Regions from separate parts of the Homo sapiens genome. Here regions 1, 2 and 3 are each linked to region 4. Evidence: chromatin contacts called from ENCODE Hi-C or POLR2A ChIA-PET data. All regions are on one chromosome and are shown on one strand. The core of a region is the stretch at or near the end of the contact, and the rest is flanking DNA. Distances in the headings are between cores, read along the strand shown. Region 1 holds the start of SERTAD1 (SERTA domain containing 1). Region 2 holds the start of AKT2 (AKT serine/threonine kinase 2). Region 3 holds the start of FLT3LG (fms related receptor tyrosine kinase 3 ligand). Region 4 holds the start of PPP1R37 (protein phosphatase 1 regulatory subunit 37).

Region 1 (3,720 bases), core at 504-3,003, 4.7 Mb after region 4:
GTAGCTGGGATTACAGGCGCCTGCCACCACACCTGGCTGATTTTTTGTATTTTTAGTAGAGACAGGGTTTTACCATGTTGGCCAGGCTGGTCTCGAACTCCTGACCTCGTGATCTGCCCACCTCGGCCTCCCAAAATGCTGAGATTACAGGCGTGAGCCACCACGCCCGGCCCACGCCTGGCTAATTCTTAAATTTTTTTGTAGTGATGAGATCTCACTGTGTTGCCCAGGCTGGACTCAAGTGAACTCCTGGACTCAAGTGACCCTCCTGCCTTGGCCTCCCAAAGTACTGGATTACAGTTGTTGCCTAGCTAACAACTATCAATTAAATCTAGGTGAGAGAGTATTCAGGCGTGAGCCACTGCATCCGGCCATGGGAGGAGTATTATACCCTGTCTACCTCTAGCCCCATCCTGCATGTCTATCCACCTTGAACTAAGAGCTTGTCTTATTACAACAGCTATTACTACTAACAAAGAAACAACGTTGCTAACCAGGCATGGTGGTGTGCGCCTGTAGTCCCAGCTGCTTGGGGGTCTGAGGCAGGAGGATGGCTTGAACCTGGGAGGCTGCAGTGAGCCGAGATGGCACCCCTGCACTTCAGCCTGGGTGACAGAGCGAGACCCTGTCTCAAAAGCAAAATAAAATAAAATAAAAAGTAAAGAAAAAAATAATAAGCAGCTGGGCGCGGTAGCTCACGCCTGTAATCCCAACACTCAGGGGCCGAGGAGGGCGGATCACCTGAGGTGAGGAGTTTGAGACCTGCCTGGCTAACATGGTGAAACCCCATCTCTACTAAAAATACAAAAATTAACCGGGCGTGGTGGCGCACGCCTGTAGTCCCAGCTACTCGGGAGGCTGAGGCAGGATAATTGCTTGAACCTGGGAGGCGGAGGTTACAGTGAACCGAGATCGTGCCCCTGCACTCCAGCCTGGGCGACGGAGTGAGAATCTGTCTCAAATAAATAAATAAATAAATAAATAAAATGAAAAAAAAAAAAAAAACACAAAACATGTTGCACCCCACTCTGAAGATTTTTCATGAATTAATTTAATCCTTAAAAACAATCCTGTAAACTAGGCGCTATTTTCTCTCATTTTAAAGGAGAAACAGACCAGAAGGGATTAAAACACTTGCCGCAGGTCACACAGCTGCTTAGGGAATGGAGCCCGGGATGTGATTCCGTTGGTATCGCACTCCCACCTCACTCCCGCCTTTAACCACAATTAAGTCCAACTGTCCAGCATTGCTTGAGTGTGGTATTGTGTTCTTATAGATACGATCCTACTTAAAGTATCCTGTCAAGAGGTAGGCAAGACGATCCCCATTTAACTTTGTGTAGCTTGAAGAGGTTGATCATTTTTCCAAGGTCACGCATCCAGTGAGTGGGGAATCCGGAGTCGGAATTTGAACCCGGGCATTATCTGTAGTGTAGACCCCTGTCGGGGCTGGATGTGTAAGAAGCTTAATTGCCGGGTTTGGCAGGTGCATGGGTAGTTGTGAGGGGCTCGTATTTTGAGAGGCAAAAGCCCCCACTCGCCACCGTTCCCCGGAGTAAAAAGCCACCTCTTTCCACCCCTCACTCGCGCAGCTGCCCGGGCATGCGCCCTGAAGCCCCTCCTTCAGAATCCGCCCCCTACAAGCTCCGCCCATCACCATGCAGGGCCAATCCCTGGGGCGGAGGGCGGGGCAGCCACGAGAGTGGGCGGTCGCTAAGGGTAGTTAGGAGTCTGGAGTCGTGAGCCGGAGTCAGAACTGCGTCTCGCGACCCAGGCGCGGGTTTCCGGAGGACAGCCAACAAGCGATGCTGCCGCCGCCGTTTCCTGATTGGTTGTGGGTGGCTACCTCTTCGTTCTGATTGGCCGCTAGTGAGCAAGGTATGTAAATGAAGGGGCCTGGGAACAGAAGGGCTACCAGCGGCCGGGTCCTTCACAGAGTTCGATCCCTGGGTCCGACAGGTGCCCGCCGGGGCTGCCCGGGATCGAGACGCACGGACCTCTACGTGCTGTCTGCCCCGGCCGGGCCGGGTGAATCACGCCGCAGTCCGAGAAGGGGGCGGAGGCGCCGGCTTCTTGGCTCCGGCTGCGTGACTCACCCGCCCCCGCCGCCGCCGCTTCGGGAGGAGCCGCCTCCACTGCCGGAAGCGAGCGGAGGCCGGGCGCAGAGAACAGCCCGCCAGGGGTCCCGGCTCGCACGGCGCCGGGAGGCCGGCAGGAATCACAGCCGGGAATCGGGGCAGTAGAAGGGGTCCTGGGGTCAGAGGGGCCAGAATCCCCGGGGGAAAGCCGGCCTGGGCACCGCTAGGGGGCGCCGGGACCCGGGGGCGGAGTCGGGGGTGGGGGCGGAATTCCTGCGGTTCCGGACTCCCCGGACTGCGGGGAAGGGGACGAAGACCCTGTTTTGAGTAGTGTGGTGGGCCATTCTTAAAATCTTGCTAGGCAGGGTTCCGAAACTGGACTCTACAGTCTTCCTGGCCCAAAAAAGTAGGTAGCGCCAGGAGTCCAAAACTCCAGCCCTACCCCCGCCACTCCAAGAACAGTGGACCCTCAAACTTATCTCAGTGACTGAACCCGGTGCCGATCACGATTTCCCGACAAGCCCTGTCTATTCTGCCTCCCAAATAAGTCCTGACTCGACCGACTTCCTTCCATGCCACTACCAGCTCCTACTCCAGGCCATCACCATCGTCCGTCCCAAACGAGTACAGCCTACCAGTGGGTCTCAGATCCCCCCTCTTTTTGCCCCCCACAGTCTTCCTCGAAGCAGCCATGGGGGGGATCTTCCGGAAACCTAATCAGCTCACAGCACCATTCCCTCCCTGCTCAAATTCCTTTAATGACTGCCCACCACACTCAGGATAAAATCCAAACTCCCTACTTCTGCATATGTGGCTTTCTGTGACCTGGCTTGTGCCCGTTCCCCTAGCTGCTCCCCAATCTGGTCTCCTACCATGTCACTCTCTGTGTGCCACCCATGCTGGTCTCTTTCCAGTTCAAGCCCATCCAGCCTCTGGGCTTTTCTCTGCCTTTTTTTGTTGTTCCCTCCTCCCGGAATGCTTTTCCCAGGGTCTCCCATGGCTGACTTCTCTGGCCTGAGGGCTCCATTCAAATGTCACCTCCTTACAGGAGCCTTCTCTGATGATCTAAAAGGTCTCTAGGAACTTTTAGTGTCTTCCTGTAATTCTCTGTACATTTCCTGTGTTTCCTTATTTATTTACTGTTTGAAACATAGTCATAGTAGACAATAAATATTAAACTACGTGAAACTAGTTTAGTATTTATAATATTATAACTTATTTAGATATAATTATGTTATTATAATAAAATATGTGAAACAGCTGCTTTTGTAGGGGAAAAAGTTGAATATTGGCCATTCCACATGGTTCACTGAAGAAATAATAATGTTATCATTAAGTGTACTTATTGGCAGGGTGAGGCAGCTCACACTTGTAATCTCAGTACTTTGGGAGGCTGAGGAAGGAGGATGGCTTGAGGCAAGGAGTTTGAGACCACCCTGGGCAACATAGTGAGACCATGTCTCTACAAAAAAATAAAAGGGAAAAAAAAAAGTACTTATTGACTGAGGGGGGAGGATCGCTTCAGGCCAGGAGTTTGAGACCAGCCTGGGCAATATAGTGAGACCCCATCTTTATTTTTTCAGATAAAAAAGTCTATAAATATACTTAAATATAAAATTTAAAATTTAAGAAGTCTATAGGC
Region 2 (3,990 bases), core at 731-3,230, 4.8 Mb after region 4:
TGGGAGGCAGAGGGCAGAGGTTGCAGTGAGCCAAGATCTCGCCACTGCACTCCAGCCTGGCGATGCAGTGAGTCTCAAAAAAAAAAAAAAAAAAAAAGAGAAAGCCACTGCCCTTGACTACCAGTGCTGCAAGGAGTTTATACACAAGCACATGGGTGGTTTCAGTGAGATCTCAGTGTGTCATAATTAAGTGCCCTAGGAGGGGCTAGGATTCAAGTTGGCCCAGGGGAGACTTAGACGTAGGGGAATGGCCTGTGAGCTGTTCAGTGTGGACAGGAGTGAAGAGGGTTGGTCACAGTAACCTTGAGTCTAGATTAGGGCAGAAGGGCTAATGCTTGAAACAAACATTCTGCAAGAGCCCACTCTGGGCAATGTTGGATACACACTGATCTCTGAGACAGTCTTGGTCTCTTCCTTTACTGTGTTTCCTGTGCAGTGGGGGAAACAGACCTGTCACCAGACAGTAATAGATGAAAATGGTTAGGGCTGTGAAGGGGGAGGCATTGGTCAGAGTTATTAACACCGACTGATGGGGAAGACCGGGAATTAGGAATACCAAGCAGCAAGTTCCAAGCTAGAAACCAAATAAGAAAGGGCTAGTTCCAGCATTAGGTTTACGTCTCAGAAAACGAAAGCCGAACCCTCAGCAGGATTTGCCTGAAACACTCTCACAGACTGAGGTGGACCCAGGATTCAACTCTCAGTCAGGCATTTTTCTCACTTACCAATGCATACAATTGCCAAGTTATATGGCATACTGGAACCCAAATTCAGGAGGCAGCACAATCCCCTATGAGAGAGGAGGGGCTGGGAGCCAGATGTCTCACAGCTGTCCAGTATACTAGCTAATATACGGATTAGGATCTGTGCAAAGCTCTTTTCTTGCAGGGTCATTTTTTTTCTTTTTTCTTTCTTTTCTTTTTTTTTTTTTTTTTTGAGACGGAGACTTGCACTGTCGCCCGGGCCGGAGTGCAATGGCATGATCTCGGCTCACTGAAACCTCTGCCTCCCGGGTTCACGCGATTCTCCTGCCTCAAGCCTCCCAAGTAGTTGGGATTACAGGCACACACCGACATGCCCGGCTTTTTTTTTTTTTTTTGTATTTTGAGTAGAGACGGGGTTTCACTATGTTGGCCAGGCTGTCTCGAACTCCTGACCTCATGATCCGTCTGCCTTGGCCTCCCCAAGTGCTAGGATTACAGGAGTGAGCCACCGCGCCCGGCCGCAGGGTGATTTTAAGGCCTTTATGGGCCCAAGTTGCATTATAAAATGTTATATCCCAGATTCACTGGAATATGTACGATGAGAGCAGGTGGCATTAATATCTTGCAGTAATGAACTAATTGGTAAAAACCGTTTTGTTTACATTAAAATGGTTCAAAAGCCAGCGACACAGCGATGATTGTTTCCATTTAGCAGATGTGGATACTGAGGCACAGAAAACGGTCAAGCCTTCTGCCCACAGTCACCAGAAAGGAGGAAATTCAAGTCTGGGGTTGTGTGGCTTCAGAGCCTGAGCTCAACCATGACGAGCACACTGAAAAGGAAACCCCTCCTAACTAACTCCCGCTCCGGGGTCCTTTAAGAGCGTCAGAACCCAGAACTGAGTAAAACAAGATCAAAGCGTATGTAAATACGGACTAGGGGCTGCCGGGAAATAATCACTACGGCTAGGCCCTAGGGAAAGCAGACGTCGGAGTCCTAGTGCGCCTGCGTAGCCCCATCTCGCCTTTCCGCCCCACGGCCTAGCGAGGCCCATCTCTAACCCACACAGGCCCAAAGTTGTCTAATGTGCGCAGGCGCCCTGCTGTGAGCCCGCCTCCTTCTCTGCCCTGCTCTTGCGCTCTCGCTCTCTCAGAGTTCGTCTCTGGCTCTTTGTACGTCACTTCCTGTTTGTGGCGCGAGAGGGCGGTATTTCCGTCCAGAGGGTGGGAGGGGGCGGTAAGCGGGGGCTGGGGGGAGGGGGCGGGGGGGGCCGCGCCGTGCTAGCCGTTGGGCCTGCCTCGGAGGAGGCGTCGCCGCCGCCGCTGCCGCTGCCGGCGCCGTTGCCGCTGCCGGGAAACACAAGGAAAGGGAACCAGCGCAGCGTGGCGATGGGCGGGGGTAGAGCCCCGCCGGAGAGGCTGGGCGGCTGCCGGTGACAGGTGAGTGCGCCAGCGCGTGTCCCCGAACGCCCCCCCCACGATGGTCGCGTCCGGGCCCCCCGCGGTGCCGCGATGGGCTGTACCACCCGTGCCCGGCGGGGGGACCGCGGCCCTCGAGCCCCTCCTTCAGGAGCTGAGTGGGGGTGGCCGAGCGGGGGCGGTGGGACCAGCCTCGGGGGGCCGGGGCGGTGGCGGCGGGCCATACCACTGAGGCGGTGGGGGGAGCGCTGCAAGTTTGCGGGACGGGGAGCGCAGGCCGCAGCGTGCGCGGGCCGGGGGCTGGACCTTTCGGGCGCGGCGGGCAGATCGAGCCTGGCGTGCGCGGGCTAAGCTATCGAGGGGGCGCGCCGCATCAAGTGTAGAGGGCTGTACCTTTTTGGCGCTGTGGAAGCCGTTGCTGTGCTGTATTTACAGGGGTGGGGGCTTCTGGGGAGGATGCTTCCCCAACTGTGGCTGGGTTATATCACCACGGCGTTGGGGGAGCCCTGCTTAGAACGTAGGGGAACCCAAATCAGAGGACTGTGATGTTTGTGATCTTTAAGGGACTGGGACGGGGCGGGACAGGCCCTAGTGGGTTTTAGGGGCGTATTTTGGGAGGACTGTGATGCCGATTGGTGAGGAGGGGTTTCTGTTTCCTGTATTTGACGTGTGTGGCGTTGGGGGTTTACACTGATCTCAGCCTTTATTGAACTTCTTAACGACTCTGGAGGGAACGTCATGGTTACTGGGGTGCTTTGGACCATGGAGGTGCTGCTCTGGATTCCATTACCCTCTCAGATTATTTACCAGGCAGTAACAGTTCTTTCCTTCCATAGGGGAGGGAGGAAAGCTGTGTTAGAAGTCACTGAAGTTGTCTGAGCCTTAACATTCTGAAGAGGAAGAGGGATTGGGCTTGGATTTGAGGAGCCGTGCCCCTGCACCCGCTTGTTAAAACTTGGGAGGAAGGAGTGTTTGGGGGAACACCTCTTCCCCCCAGGGAAGCTCTCTGGGGGCATCTTGATCTTGGGATTGTGAGGACCTCTTCCTCTCATTTGGAGACCTCTTGGGGCTCAGCAAGACGCCTGGGCTGGAGTAACTAGAGCCTCCAATGGGCTGCTTTTCAACTTCATCCACTCCTACCTTCCCAGAGAAGCAGCAGGAGTTCACTCGTGGGCTGAACTTGGTTGGCAGTGGATGTGAAGGGTCCAGGAACCAACGCAGACCACTACATGCTCCTCTGTCGCTGGCCACGAAGCTGTTTGTGTCTCCCAGTTACCAGCTCGGTCACACATCATGTTTACACTCCCCACCAAGGCAGTAACAGTTGGCCTTGCAGTGAGGCCGGGAGCTGTTTTCCCAGCTGTTCCTCTTTGCATAGGCCAAGGGGACTTGGAGTGGGGGTGCCCCTGGCCCAGCCTGGCCCAGGGAGGAAGGCTGCTCTGAAGGGCTTGGGACAGTCAGATCCCCCATGGATCTGGTGTCTTATTGTGGTCTGTGGGCTGGTGCTGGGAGCAGCCAGCCCCAGAGGTCTGTGGCCAGTGTCCCTGCTCCCTAGGCCAGATCATGACCTTGGCTTGCCCTGTAGCCTTTGCTCTGGGTCTGGAGTTCCCAGAGGACTGGCTGCAGTCCCTGATTGACCCAGCAGACCTGGGCTGGTGATGTGGTCAGAGGGGGCAGATGGTTGCCCCTAGTCCGCAGCAGTGACTTCCAAGCTGACTGGCTTCCGTGGCTCGTGGTTCCTGGAGAGAAAGGTCCCACAGTCTGTGAGGCAGCGGCGACTCTGTAGAATCTTTCTCCACTAGGGGTTTGTTCCTCTGGTCCTCTCCTGCCAGCTTTTAGAGGGTTTGCCTGATGGGGCTAACAGTGG
Region 3 (3,631 bases), core at 993-3,492, 4.4 Mb before region 4:
GGACCAGCCGCCAGAGGCCCCCGCAGAGCTCCTCCTAGAGGGGAGAACCCACGGGTCTGAGGGAGGAGCTGGGCACGGGGCTGCTGGGTCTGAGGGAGGAGGGGCTGGGCCGGGGCTCCTGGGTCTGAGGGAGGAGGGGCTGAGGACTCTGATTCCTGGGTTTGGGGAGGGGAGGGCCTGGTTATCCACTCGCCTCGGTGGAGCATCTTGAGTCTGTGGTCCCCACCTCCATCCCAGGTCCCTCCCAACATGACTTACGTCCTGCAGGTTGGAGGCCACGGTGACTGGGTAATCTTGAAGCAGGTAGTCAGACTGCGGGAGAAAACAGGATCAGGCCTGGCTGAAAACAGCGAGAAACAGAACTGTGGGGACCCAGAGGTGGCAGCAGAGATCCAGAGAGAGAGGGACAAGACCAAGAGAGGGGGAGCCCAGAAGAAGCCACAGAACCTTGCCCTTAAAAAGGGATGACACCCCTAAGCACAGTGGCTCACGCCTGTAATTCCAGCACTTTGGGAGGCCAAGGTGGGAGGATCGCTTGAGCCCAGGAGTTCAAGACCACCCTGGGAAACACAGGGAGAGAGACCCCATCTCTACTTAAAAAAAAAAGTGGGGGGAAGGGGGATCACATGAGGGGGTCCGGGGCAGCGCCGCTCACCAGCTCACGGATTTTGACAGCGAAGTCGGAGGAGATGGGGCTGTGTTGGAAGGAGCAGTCCTGGGTCCCACTGAGTCCCGAGCTCAGCAGCAGCAGCAGGAGGAGATAGGTCTGCAGGGGAGCGGGTGCTGGGGGAGCCCTCTGCTGTTCCACACACAGCCCCCTCCTCCGGGCTTCCCACCTGTACTGTTCTGTCTTCCCCGCTCCTCCTTCCCTGGGTGTCCTTCTGCCTCTTCCACACTTTCTGGAGACATGGCCCCATCTCTGCCTGTCTTTCCCGGTTTCTCTCTGCCTCTGGTCCAATGCTGTCCAGTTTGCATCCCCCTCTGCCCCACCCCTCTCTCTCCCCATCTCCCCCACTCTGCTGGTCTCTCTCCAACCACCTCATCTTCACGTCTGGTTTCCTCGCCCGGGTTCCTCCAGCTCTGTCCCTCCCTCTGCCTTCTACACCACTGTTGCCTGCTTCTCTCTTGATCTTGGTCCACGTCCTCTTCATTTGTTCTTGGCTCTGTCCACCTTCCCTCTCCTCTGTCCATCTCCCCCCTTTTCTGTCCATCTCCCCCTCCTCTGTCCATCTCCCCCCTCCTCTGTCTCTCTTCCTCTCCTCTGTCCGTCTCCCTCCTCCTGTCCACCTCCCCCTCCTCTTCATCTCCCTCTCCTCTGTCCATCTCCCCCTCCTGTCCATCTCCCCTCTCCTCTGTCCATACCCCCTCCTCTCCATCTTCCCTCCTGTCCATCTCCCCCACCTCTGTCCATCTCCCCCTTCTCTGTCCATCTCCCTCCTCCTGTCCACCTCCCTCCTCTTTATCTCCCTCTCCTCTGTTCATCTGCCCTCTCCTCTGTCCATCTCCCCCTCCTCTGTCCATCTCCCCGCTCCTGTCCATCTCCCACTCCTCTCTATCTCCCTCTCCTCTATCTCCCCCTCCTCTGTCCATCTCCCCATCCTCTGTCCATCTCCCCCTCCTCTGTCCGTCTCCTCTCCTATCCATCTCCCCTCACATCTGTCCATCTCCCCTCCTATTTCCTCGTCATCTGTCCATCTGTTCTCCCGTCCATCTCCCCTCATCTCTGCCCCATCCTGACATTGTGCCTCCCCTCTCCCCTGATCTTGTCCCTGGGGTTTACGCACTGTTGGGCTCCAGGCTGGCGCCAGCACTGTCATTTCGGCCGGGGGCCCCTCATGCCTCCTGTCGCCGGGTCTTGGAAGGGACAGAAGAACAAGTCTCGGACCCTCATGCCCCAGCCCCTGCCCTGCCCGCCCCTTTGCCTCCCCGCCCCTCCCGCGTCCCATTGATGTGGCTGAGTTTCCGCCCCTTCCTCCCCCAGGCTTCCTGCGTCTGCCCCAGTTACGGTGAAAACTCTTCATCTCCACTTCTAAGAACCTCGACGTCTGGTCCCCAGAACCCTCCCCAGGTTAGGGACCCGGGAACCCAGCCCCCCACCCTCTGCTCCCCCTGCCCCAGGAGTGGGGACCCTGGCTCCGCCCCTTGGGGACCTAGAGTCCAAGTCTCCTCACGCACCAGGCTTGCCCCAGTTGGGTGTGGAAGGGGCCAAGCCGGGTGACAGCCAGAGACCGAAAGTGAAAGGAAATTTTTGGGGGGAGACAGTCAAGGGGTGGAATCTGGGCCCAGGCGGAGCGCGCCCCCTGGTGGTGAGAGGCGGCCGCTCACGCCGCAGATGGCGCGTTCTCCGGACGCCCCGCAGCGGGGGCTGCAGTGGGGCTGACTCCCTGGGTGGCACGCCCAGTGCATGGTGAGCTGGGGCTGGAACCCGGATCTGTCTCTGGGAACTCGCAGTTGCTGTGTCTTACCGTCCTCCGGGCCCCAACTTTGCCCCGCCAAGGCTTGGCACACAGGACTCAGGATGCATCTTGTCACATTGGGCCTGGCAGGTGTCGCCCTAGCACTAGCTTTATCACTGTGGGAGCTTGGCCAGCCCCTTGACCTCTCTAAGCCTCGGCTTCTCCAACTCCAAACTGAGGGGTGAGGTGGTACATGAGACAAAATAGAAGCTCTCTTCCACATCTGTGGATCTCTGAATCTCTGAAGCATTTTTTTTTTTTAGATGGGGTCTCACTCTGTTGCCCAGGCTGGAGTGCAGTGGCACAGTCTCGGCTCACGGCAACCTCCGCCTCCTGGGCTTAAGCAATTCTTGTGCCTCAGGCTCCCAAGTAGCTGGAATTGCAGGTGCGTGCCACCATGCCCGGCTAATTTTTGTATTTTTAGTAGAGACGAGGTTTCACTATGTTGGCCAGGCTGATCTCGAACTCCTGACCTCAGGTGATCAGCCTGCCTCGGCCTCCCAAAATGCTGGGATTACAGGTGTGACCCATCACGCCCATCCTGAATCTCTTGCTCACCCATCTGATCCGTGGCAGACTGTCCTGAAACATCTGCTGCCCCCACCCCCCCAGCAGGAGGATTCGAGGTCCCATCCTGGGGAACTCGGACATGGCCACACTCACTTTGGCCAGTCACATGAGGGTGGAGGTGACAGGTGTCACTTCTGAATGGAAGTCTAAGGGACCGGGGAGTGGATGGTGGAGGATGCATGGAGAGAGCGCCTCTATCAGCCAAGTTTCCTGTGCCACTCGGAGGAGCACAGGGATCCTGCCAGCCCCGGATGAGCACAGGGAGTGTAAGCAACAAACTAATGTTGTGGTTGTGGCCCACGCAGATTCGGGGGTTATGTGTTACTGCAGCAAAGCCTCGCCCGTCCTGGCCTTCATCATCCATTTCCCTTCCCTGATCCCTCTGCCTGCCTCACTTCCTGTTCAGCCTGGGTTAGCTGCCTTGTCGCACCCAATGGTCAGACCTTCCATCTGGCTAGAAAGATTTAAATGAAGCAGAGAGGCAGAGATACAAGCCCCAATAGCTCATGTGGCCCATGGACAAAGGACCTGCTCTAGCTCCTTCCTGACCAAGTCCTGGGGCCCCTCAATGTGTGTCCTGCCCTATCGCCCTATTGCCTCTAGGG
Region 4 (4,174 bases), core at 1,411-3,910:
AACCACCTATCCCTGGGGCCTAGAGCCCAAGGACTTGGCTGGCTCCTAGTGCCAAAACTCTTTTTTTTTTTTTTTTTTTTAAGACCGGGTCTCTGTCACCCAAGCTGGAGTTCAGTGGCGCAATCACAGTTCACTGCACTATCGACCTCCTGGGCTCAAATGATCCTCCCACTTCAGCCTCCTGAGTTGCTGGGACTACAGGCGTGCACCACCACACCTGGCTAATTTTCGTATATTTTGCAGAGACGCGGTTTCACCTTGTTGCCCAAGCTGGTCTTGAACTCCTGGGCTCAGGTGATCTGCCCACCTTGGCCTGACAAAGTGCTGGGGTTGCAGGCATGAACCATGGCGTCCGGCCCAAAAGTCTTAATTTAACCACTGCCTCTTTAAGAATAACTAGCCAGCCGGGCACGGTGGCTCATGCCGGTAATCCCAGCACTTTGGAAGGCTTAAGTGGGCAGATCACCTGAGGTCGGGAGTTCGAGACCAGCCTGGCCAACATGGTGAAACCCCCAACTCTACTAAAAATACAAACATTTTTAGCCAGGTGTGATGACAGGTGCCTGTAATCCCAGATACTGAGGAGGCTGAGGCAGGAGAATTGGCCTGGGCGACAGAGGGAGACTCCGTCTAAAAAATTATAATAAGTAGCCAAACTGTCATTCATGATGGACTCCCTGTGTGTTCAGTTTCCAGTTACCATGTTTCCCACCCTCACATCAAAGCCACCAATTCCTCCATTGTCCACAGACTGGCAATAGTTTCTCCCCTTGCCCAGGGCCGGCAGATCAGCTTCTACAGAACCACGGCCACCACAGCCAGTCTGATCCCTCACTTCATGGGCTCCACCCCAGGAGAACTGACAGACTTCTCCAGCACAAAATGGACTCAACACTGCCCTGCATGTCCCAAGCGACTTTCCACTTTCCCAGCCCTATGGCTCCAACACACTCCTTTCAGCTCCAACACTGACCTGACCCTCTCCAGTGCGCTGGCCCTCTCTCCCAACACTTCAAGTAGCCAACTTTTTCATCTCTCTCACCTGCTACTGGCCAGCAACTCCAATTTCTGACTTGATAACATCCCCCAATTCTTTTTTTTTTTTTCTTTGAGCCGGAGTTTTGCTCTTGTCACCCAGGCTGGAGTACAATGTCGTGATCTTAGCTCACTGCAACCTCCACCTCCCGGGTTCAAACGATTCTCCCTGCCTCAGCCTCTTGAGTAGATGGGATTACAGGTGTGCACCACTATGCCCGGCCAATTTCTGTATTTTTAGTAGAGACGGGGTTTCCCCATGTTGGCCAGGCTGGTTTTAAACTCCTGACCTCAGGTGATCCACCCACCTTGGCCTCCCAAAGTGCTGGGATTACACGCCTGAGCCAATGCACCCGGCCATCCCCCAATTCTTTCTCAGGAAGGAACAAGAGGACCCTTCCGTAGCCATGTCCCAAACATCCTCTGCTCCTGAATGACTGACAGCCTTCCTTCTGCTTCTCTTTTTTTTGGAGGAGGAGGCGGCGGTAGGCGTTGGCTTTTCTTCTTAATACCACATTGCAGCAGGCGGCGGTGGCTCACACCTGTAATCCCAACACTCTGGGAGGCCAAGGAGGGAGGACAGCTTGAACCCAGAAGTCCGAGACCAGCCTGGGCAATGTAGTGAGACCTTGTCTCAATAAAAAAGAAAACATAAAAACCACACTGCCTCTTTCTCCCTCACCCAACCACAAATTGACCACCACCTCTGCTCCTCTTCTGGGACCTTATCTTGACTCCTTTTTACCAAGTCCTCTATAGCCACAGTCCAAGTTTATAGTCTCCCTCTTTCCAGCCAAGAAAGTGGCCAACACGACCACTCCTTGCCCCAAGGCTTGCAGACCAGCAACTTAACCTCTTTTTACCCCCATAGACCCATCAAACTCTTTCAACTGCCCTTTCAGGCCCAGTGTTGACCCGCTCCTCCTCTCAACTGCTCCTTCTCTCCTTCTCTGGTGGAACTACGAACGCAAAGGCTGCCACACTCTACATCTGACAAAACACCAAACTTTCTTTAATTGCTCATCGTTTTAAACCCTAAAACGATCACCATCTTTGTCTCGGGTGGGTGGGGTGCGGCAGAAACCAGATACTTTTCACCTTCCCAACTCCATAGCCACCCCCTTTCTAACAGACTACGGTTCTAAACTGACGACTGTCCCCTTATTCACCATTAGGTGCAATCTATTGAACGCCACCTCGAGCCGGGCCCTGCACCGATCCCTCCCGACTCCCGGGTCCCTCTCGAGCCCGCCCCCGCTTCACCCGCGGTAGCTACCATGTCTCCAGGGGTCTTTGGGCTCCACTGCTCCAGACACGATATCCTCGTCGGACGGGAATGTGACGCGCTTGGCTGCAGCCTTGAGGCGCCCATCGGCGGGGGGCGACGCGGGGCTGGGAGACCCGGCCTCAGCTGGGGCCTCTTCAATGTCGCCGTCCGCGCCCGGCACGGGCGGCGCCTCCTGCGGCGCGATCTCCATAGCCGCCGCCGCCTCCTCACGGGGGCCCCGGGGACATGCCCCGGGCCCCGGATTTGTCTCTCCGGGTCCGCCCGCCGTCCCGGGGCATGGGCTCCGCCGCCGCTTCAGGCGCCGCCTCCGTCCGCTCTCCTAGTGGTCGTAGTCGTCGCCGCCGGGAGCCCAAGCGCGCCTCCGCCGAGCCCCGCGCGCGCCTGCCCGTTCGCAGTCACACTTTCGCTCGAGGCTGGCGAGCCCGCCGCTTACTATAAGAAGCAGAAAATCGATTTCAGCGACTTGCACGTAGAGTTGTCCCGCGGGTGACATGAAGAGAGAAACAAAGGGCAGGAAGGGCCACGGAAAAAAGAAACGTGAGCAGCGAATCTGCAGAGCCGGAACTGCAGACTATGAGGGGCGGGGCGAAGTAGACGCCGTCTCCAAGAGCAGCGCGCAAGCGCGAAGCTGAGCCCACGCCTTCCTGCCGGAGTCCAAATAACGAATATTCAGCTCCCGCACATTCGTCAAGAGCCCAGGGAATGGAGTGCATAGAACTGAAAACACCTGGCGGGGCGCGGCGGCACACGCCTATAATCCCAGCACTTTGGAAGGCTGAGGCGGGAAGATCGCTTGAGTCCAGGAGTTCGAGACCAGCCTGGGCAACATAGCAAGGCCCCGTCTTTACAAAAAATTTAAAAATTAGCAGGGTCTGGTTACAGGAGCCTGTAGTTCCAGCTACTTGGGAGGTGGGAAGATCGCTTGAGCCCGGTAGGTTGAGGCTGCACTGAGCTATGATCGCGCCCCTGCACTCCGACCTGGTAGACAGAGCCAGACCCTGTCTCAACGAAAGGAAAGAAATGGGCCGGGCGCGGTGGCTCACGCCTGTAATCCCAGCACTTTGGAAGGCCGACACGGGCGGATCACGAGGTTAGGAGATCGAGACCATCCTGGCTAACACGGTGAAACCCCGTCTCTACTAAAAATACAAAAAATTAGCCGGGCGTGGTGGCGGGCGCCTGTAGTCCCAGCTACTCGGGAGCCTGAGGCACGAGAATGGTGTGAACCCGGGAGGCGGAGCTTTTAGTGAGCCGAGATCGTGCCACTGCACTCCAGCCTGGGCGACAGAGCAAGACTCCGTTCCCCCCCCCCCAAAAAAAACAAAGGAAATAAATGAAAACATTGAGGCTAGACTAACTGATGAAGAGTGGTAACGGCATGAAGAAGTCGAAAAGAAAGGCGGATAGGAGCTGCATTCAATATATGAGTGCAGTTGATGGATGCTGACAGGGATACTCTGGAGACGAAGTCTCGGCCCCTTCGCTAGTCTCTAGTCCTCCATTTGCTCGCTGCAGTTACATCAACAGCTCTCTGTATCGGGGTAGAGTTGCATAAAATACAACTTAAATTACAATGCTAAAATAAATATGAGCCCATGAGCGGTATCATAGGCCTGATTTTAAAAAACAAAACCTAGGAGAAGGTAGAAATTCCAAAGGCGAGAGACGAATCTGCCAACCTAAATCCTGGGTGACAAGGCTGGTGGATCACCGAGGCAAGAAAGAACCAGCGTGAGCTCAAGCCACACCCCTAGGCTCAGACCCAACGCTTGACATTCGCCGCCGCACTTTCGCCACGCTTGCCGAAGCGCACCCGGCTAACTAGAGGAGGCGGGGCTGAAACCATAAAAG

What was found. Hi-C counts contacts between places; a loop is a spot of excess contacts on that map. ChIA-PET counts read pairs that join two places held with the same protein, here RNA polymerase II (POLR2A). Pooled maps may share reads with other maps.
Region 1: a pooled map shows a loop between it and region 4 (18-fold over the local background). The contact joins the promoter of SERTAD1 here to the promoter of PPP1R37 in region 4. A Hi-C loop is called at or near these places in 2 of 50 pooled maps. POLR2A ChIA-PET finds 5 or more read pairs at or near these places in 2 of 52 experiments (activated B cell and activated T-cell).
Region 2: a pooled map shows a loop between it and region 4 (10-fold over the local background). The contact joins the promoter of AKT2 here to the promoter of PPP1R37 in region 4. A Hi-C loop is called at or near these places in 1 of 50 pooled maps. POLR2A ChIA-PET finds 5 or more read pairs at or near these places in 2 of 52 experiments (activated B cell and naive thymus-derived CD8-positive, alpha-beta T cell).
Region 3: a pooled map shows a loop between it and region 4 (2.7-fold over the local background). The contact joins the promoter of FLT3LG here to the promoter of PPP1R37 in region 4. A Hi-C loop is called at or near these places in 1 of 50 pooled maps. POLR2A ChIA-PET finds 5 or more read pairs at or near these places in 2 of 52 experiments (activated CD4-positive, alpha-beta T cell and naive thymus-derived CD8-positive, alpha-beta T cell).

What each region holds. Positions count from the first base shown.
Region 1 is chr19:40,424,025-40,427,744 of GRCh38, reverse strand. It overlaps SERTAD1 (SERTA domain containing 1), which reads left to right and starts at 1,753. Exons shown (of 2, transcript NM_013376.4): 1 at 1,753-1,878. RefSeq lists a silencer at 2,296-2,385 and an enhancer at 2,428-3,230.
Region 2 is chr19:40,283,335-40,287,324 of GRCh38, reverse strand. It overlaps AKT2 (AKT serine/threonine kinase 2), which reads left to right and starts at 1,980. Exons shown (of 14, transcript NM_001626.6): 1 at 1,980-2,144. RefSeq lists enhancers at 828-1,659, 2,816-2,955 and a silencer at 1,946-2,445.
Region 3 is chr19:49,472,826-49,476,456 of GRCh38, reverse strand. FLT3LG (fms related receptor tyrosine kinase 3 ligand) reads right to left here and starts at 2,242. Exons shown (of 9, transcript NM_001459.4): 1 at 2,176-2,242; 2 at 1,785-1,854; 3 at 656-766; 4 at 259-312; 5 at 1-34. The coding sequence starts at 1,817. RefSeq lists an enhancer at 286-465 and a silencer at 1,784-1,863.
Region 4 is chr19:45,091,665-45,095,838 of GRCh38, reverse strand. It overlaps PPP1R37 (protein phosphatase 1 regulatory subunit 37), which reads right to left and starts at 2,660. Exons shown (of 13, transcript NM_019121.2): 1 at 2,312-2,660. The coding sequence starts at 2,513. RefSeq lists silencers at 2,378-2,587, 4,105-4,174 and enhancers at 3,008-3,057, 4,058-4,174.